Linked DNA regions of Mus musculus: region 2 is linked to region 1. A link is a contact called in ENCODE Hi-C or POLR2A ChIA-PET data. All regions are on one chromosome and are shown on one strand. Each heading gives the region's core, a stretch centred on a gene start or an enhancer-like site at or near the end of the contact. The rest is flanking DNA. Distances are from core to core; before and after follow the strand shown.

Evidence for each region. Hi-C counts contacts between places; a loop is a spot of excess contacts on that map. ChIA-PET counts read pairs that join two places held with the same protein, here RNA polymerase II (POLR2A).
Region 2: POLR2A ChIA-PET joins it to region 1 with 14 read pairs in embryonic stem cell. The contact joins the promoter of Mycl here to the promoter of Mfsd2a in region 1. A Hi-C loop is called at or near these places in 2 of 37 maps with a recorded cell type or tissue (T-helper 1 cell and left cerebral cortex). POLR2A ChIA-PET finds 5 or more read pairs at or near these places in 1 of 5 experiments (embryonic stem cell).

Annotation. Positions count from the first base shown.
Region 1 is chr4:122,959,773-122,962,546 of GRCm38, forward strand. It overlaps Mfsd2a (major facilitator superfamily domain containing 2A), which reads right to left and starts at 1,416. Exons shown (of 14, transcript NM_029662.2): 1 at 1,169-1,416. The coding sequence starts at 1,261.
Region 2 is chr4:122,994,613-122,997,595 of GRCm38, forward strand. Mycl (v-myc avian myelocytomatosis viral oncogene lung carcinoma derived) reads left to right here and starts at 1,319. Exons shown (of 3, transcript NM_001303121.1): 1 at 1,319-1,538; 2 at 1,902-2,406. The coding sequence starts at 1,458.

The DNA.
Region 1 (2,774 bases), core at 166-2,665:
ATAAGTAAGAAAATAAATGAATAAATAAATAAATAAATAAATAAAATCTTCTCCCAGGCCCTCAGCTCCTTTCCAAGTTACCCAGAAAGAGCATGCGGTAGCAATGGGCCTGTCCCTACCTGGCACTAGCTGCCACAACCTGAAAATCCTCTTGCTGCCAAAAGTTCCCTGAGCCCAGCCCAGGCTCCCTCCCTGACGCCCCGCAGCAGCTAGGATCCACCTGCGTCCTGGATGAGTGCACCAGAAGGGGGGGGGGCGCCCAGCCCGCTGCATCCTCAGCTGTTCTTTCAATCTGTCCCAAAGTTCCCGGGCCCCTGTAGGGAGTCTTCAGCTCCAGGCAAACCCTTGAGCAGTCCTACCATCCATCTGCCTAACACGCACCCTTTCCAGCTCCTAGGGGACCTTGGAGAGGGGTAAAAAGGGCTCCAGGTGCAGGGCTCAGCCCTCTCCGGGTGGAGCACTAGGGGAGGCTGAGGTTGCCCAGGGAAAGTAGAGATTACTCATACATGGTAACAGCATAATTGCTTACTCGTTTCTTCCAAGAACAGTTAATAAAATTAAAAGGAAAAGTTAAGCACCTCCCAATTAGCTATATTGTGAGAGATTCCTTTCCTGGGGCCGCATGGTTTCATGGTGTGGTTAAATAGATCCAAAGAGTTAGAACGGATCGGAGAGAGAGGATGTCGAGACACGCGGAGCTCTGTGCATGTGAACCCTCAGTCACACAAACGCTTTCGGTATGCGGCTCCTTTAAGAGCAAAGCCCTTGTTCTTATGAATGAACTTGAGTGGCCCTCCTCAGAGTTAAAGCACGAGAGTGGGGGGTGGTGAGAGATGGAGAACCAAAGGGACTCTCAGACTTCTGGGGTCTCTTCAGGTCTAGGGAGAGAAACTAGTGTGGCTCAGCACAGTAGAACCTAGAGCGCTGGGGAGAGCCCCACGCCGCGTAGAGTTGCCGGCGCCTCTCTTGGCGCAAACCCATTGTAGGGGTGTGCAAAGGGGCTTCAGACTTTCTCCATCACTCCCGGTCCCAGAGCACTCCTTGCTTTTTTCAAGCTTCGCTGTACCCTGTTACCGCCAAGTGTCCCAAGGCCAGACCTAGTCTCCGACGCCCCTATACCCACATCCCGGCCGGCCCACCACCCCTTGCCCTCCTCTCGGGACCTCACCTTCACCTGGACCGGCCGTTCACTGGCTTGGAGGATGCTGGTGGGGAGCAGCCCCGCCGCGGAACCGCTCTCGGCGCCTTCTCCTTTGGCCATGACCCGCGGGCCACGCCGCGTGGGACCGGGACGCCGGGATGCTCTTGTGTTCTGCCGGCCGGCACTCGCCTGTGGCTCCGATCCTAGGCGCAGCCCCAGCCACTACTACGTTCGCTAGCACTTAGCAAACCAGGAACGCCGGCGATGAAAACTCCCTAGCACGTCCCCTCCGCGCCTCTTAAAGGTTCGGGCCTGCGCCTCCAGCCAATCCCTGCACGCGCCTGCCCATCTCGGCTGGCGGAGCCTCGCTGCTCAGCCACGTTCTCAAAGCCGGCAACCCACACCGCGTGCTCCTAACTACCTAAGCAAAGCTGAGAAACCCACCTGACTCGCCCGAGGAAACTGAAGTCCCAGGCTGAAAGTGACCTGTCCGAGGTCCCCCAGAGTGAGTTTTCCCTGAGTAGAGCCTGTGGCCCTTGACTTCTGAATCCCCATCAGCTCCTTTTAAAATCCGGAGTCAGGTGGCTTCTCCCCTCCCCCAAACCTGAGGCCATGGGCTGTAACTTTCATTATCAATGTCCCTCGTGTCTCAAGATCGACAATTTCCTCTTCCTCCCTTTGAAAAGTAGGGGCCTTTTTCAATGGGACAGAAAAATTACCAAGTCCAGTGGCTACCGCTTCCAGGCAGGGGAACTCGCAAGTTCTAAGAAGGAGCCATGGCCACAGCAGCCGTTTATGGGTAGCTTTCTAACAGGCTTAACATGACCTCACTGGGTGCTTATGAACGCCATCTGAGGGTGGTACTATTATTATCCCCATTTTACAACCCAGGAAAGGGGGACACAAGAAGAACAGCTGTTGCGACACAGACAGGCCAGAAAGGTTTTGTCCAGTTCCAAAGTCTTTACTCATAACTCTCCTGCTCTGCCCCTCAGCATAAATTACAGAAGGCTGAGCTATGTCTGTGCTCCCAGACAGGAAGCCCTGGGAGATACAAGACGCCAGCAGCCCTCTGTGTCGAAAAGAAAAGAAAAGAAAAGAAAAGAAAAGAAAAGAAAAGAAAAGAAAAGAAAAGAAAAGAAAAGAAAAGAGAGAAGAGAAAAGAAAAGCTTTGAGAAAGAGCATGCAGAGGAATGTGGTCCTTGAAAGAAGGGAGGACCGTCATCATCTAAACAGAGGCCAGGCATAGGTGCCAGCAGAGAACGGTCTTTGCTGCCTTTCCTTCCACCTCTGCTAATGGCACTCCAGCCTTCACAGATCCCCAGGAGCCTGGGTCAAGTCCAGCTCTCCCTCTTCAGTGAAGTTACTGCTTAGACTCTCAGAGACCGCTCACACAGGACCTGTGTTTCTCAGTGTCAAGCTTTTTTTTTTTCCCCTCCTCTTAGTTCAGATTGCAGGGAAGAGCTATTGAGATCTGACTCCTCCACAATGGCCACAGCACCCTTGTGTGCCCTGGCACATCACTGTCCAGAAACAAGCCAAGGGAAATAGTGAAGACTGTAAGAAGGCCTGTTGTCCCCACTGTCACACTGCCCTCTCTCTCTTCCATACTATAGGAGGGAAGCTATGGAGT
Region 2 (2,983 bases), core at 69-2,568, 35 kb after region 1:
AAGGATGTCCTACACACACCTTAGACACAACAAATGGAAAATGGAGAGTCACACACACCCCCTGTCTTCTCACCCAACTCGTGGGTCATCTCACACCTCCCTGGCCCAAAACAACGGGACGTGTTTATCCTTCTGGCTTCAGTCTGTTAGGATGGCAACAGCCTGTAGTTCTGAGTAGTTAGACAAAAAGAGTAGGAGGAAGAGAAGGATGGCAGACAACCAGACACCAGACCTTGATGCCAGGTGTAGGATTCTAGATGAATTGGCTGCTATCCTAAGTTACCTTCCTTGGACCTAAATTAGTTAGTCTTTTCCTTTCTCAGAAGGTAGCCTGTTTATGATAACACAAAGGAAATATATATATATCTCCATCGTCTCGGCCAGGGATGTCATGCAAAACTTCAAACACTTTGATCCCACAGCTAGGAAGCACAAAACAGGGGCCTGAATGAAGTTTCCACACCCCTACACTCCTATCTCTAAAACAGCCGTTAGGAGAGTTTTGTGTGGAGGATGAATTCTGGGAGGCAGGGCTGTGAAGGAAGGGTCAAGTGTCAGCTATGACCTGGGGGATGACAGAGGTCTCACTACCCTCCCCAGGGATAAAGCTGCTGTTGTTCGAATTCTCTCATGTCCTTTCCTAAGGTGCTCTATCTTTTTAGTAAACAAATTCAGCCCGGCGATCCTGTGAAGTCATTACCATTCCTTCATTTCACAAGTAAAATTGGGGCTCCGAGGGATTATATATACTGCAGGCTTTCTAGCTCGGAATCTTCACTGCTATTCAAGGTTTAAGCCACTGAGCTAAAGAATGGGCTAATGGTTACTGAAGCAATGGGTTGAAGAAGCCTGGGTTCAGGGCCGAGGGCCACCAGGTGGCGCGGTGGAGGTGCAGTGTGTGCCCCACCATCACCACCACCACCTCCTCTGTCATGGGTGGGACGCACCTGAACCTGGTGGGGCGCGCCCCGGGAAGTAGACTAGCAGGGTGGGGCAGGGAGCAGCTCTAGTCCTTGGCTCTGAGTAGGCGCGGAGCGCCGCTTTAGTTAAGTCGCTTGGACCGCGGGAGCCTCTCGAACAGTCACGCCTCCACCAGGAGACTGCGGGGCTGCATCAGCTCTTCTGCTCTGCGCTCCCCAGCGTACAATTTATTAGGGAGCTTCAAGGGATAGAATAGAAACGACCAGTTCAGCCAGGAGGTGGGGCCGGCCCCACCTGTCGCCAGCGGAGAGAGGGGCGGGAGGGGGAGGGGCTTGTCTCCTAGGGACCACCCCCCCTCCTGGTCCCCAAGCCCCGGGCACGCGACGAGATATAAAGCAGTCGGGAAACAATGCGCCTGCAGATCGCGCTCCCGCGTCGATCCCGGGAGCGTCCTGGCTGCCGTGTGCGAGCGAGGCGGGGGGCGCGCGCACGGGGGGCGCGCTCGTGAGTGCGGGGCCGCGCGCTCGGTGGCGCGCATGTGTGTGTGTGCGGGCTGCCGGGCTTCCCCGAGCCGGCGGGGAGCCGCTCCGCTCCAGGTGGCGGGCGGCGGGAGCGAGGTGAGGCTGCGGGTGGCCCGGGCAGGGGTCCCCAGGGGACTGGCGGGCTGCAAGGCTGCAGACTGCCTTCGAGACAGCGCGCCCCCGCCCGGCCCTGCTGTGCCCCCGGAGCTGAGCTCCGGGCGGTGCTGGCAAAGTTTGCTTTGAACTCGCTCCCCTCAGCCTGGTCGGCCCGTTGCGAGCTGCCCTGAGCGAGCTGACCCCAGGCCAGGCTTCCCAGGAGCAGGGACCAGGGCGCGGGCTGCAAGCTGGTGGGCCTGGGGAGAGACCAGAGCCCCGCAGCCAGCTGCAGCGAGGGACTCGGAGCCGCCTCTTCCCTCGGCGGGCACCGCAGTCAGCTCGTCTCCCCCTTCCCTCCCGCAGGGAGCGGACATGGACTTCGACTCGTATCAGCACTATTTCTACGACTATGACTGCGGAGAGGATTTCTACCGCTCCACGGCGCCCAGCGAGGACATCTGGAAGAAATTCGAGCTGGTGCCGTCGCCCCCCACGTCGCCGCCCTGGGGCTCCGGTCCCGGCGCCGTGGACCCAGCCTCTGGGATTAATCCCGGGGAGCCGTGGCCTGGAGGGGGTGCCGGGGACGAGGCGGAATCTCGGGGCCATTCGAAAGCCTGGGGCAGGAATTATGCTTCCATCATTCGCCGTGACTGCATGTGGAGCGGCTTCTCCGCCCGAGAACGGCTGGAGAGAGTGGTGAGCGACAGGCTGGCCCCAGGCGCGCCCCGGGGGAACCCGCCCAAAGCGCCCGCTACCCCGGACGGCACTCCTAGTCTGGAAGCCAGTAACCCGGCGCCCGCCACCCAATGTCAGCTGGGCGAGCCCAAGACTCAGGCCTGCTCCGGGTCCGAGAGCCCCAGCGATTCTGGTAAGGACCACCCGGGGGCTAGCTAAGAGGGAGGCACCCCTTGGGTGGCCAGAGCTCTATCTACCGCTGTTTGAAATCAGGCATTAGATCTTAAACCTTCCCATCACCTCCCCATTTTCTGACTGAAGCTGTCGGTGTAGCCCCCAGCTGTGTCTGTCTGGCACGTGGGTGTGTTGGTAAACAGTTTGGAGAAGTGGGGAGGGAGCCAGCGTCCCTCTGATGGTGATTGGAGCCCCAGGGGACCAGGGCGACTTGGTGAGGGTTGGCGCTTAGAGAGGACAATACTCGGGTTGGACTGTAGGGGATTTCTGTCCTTGGGAGGTTGAAAGGGTTCCCTTAAGAGTCACTCCAAGCTTGAAGCTTTTTTGTTGCTGCCTCTTTCCCTGGGAAACTCACACTTCCCTAAGGGAGAAAAGACTGAGATACCTTTTGAGCAGAACCAAAAGCCTTCCTCCACTCGAAAACCTCCATCTCCCGCCTGCTGCACTTTAAATTGCTAATTCTCTTCTCTTACCCCAGTCCCAGTCCTTACTACTTCCCATCACTAGTGACTAGTGAGACAGGTGGAGGGAGAGTA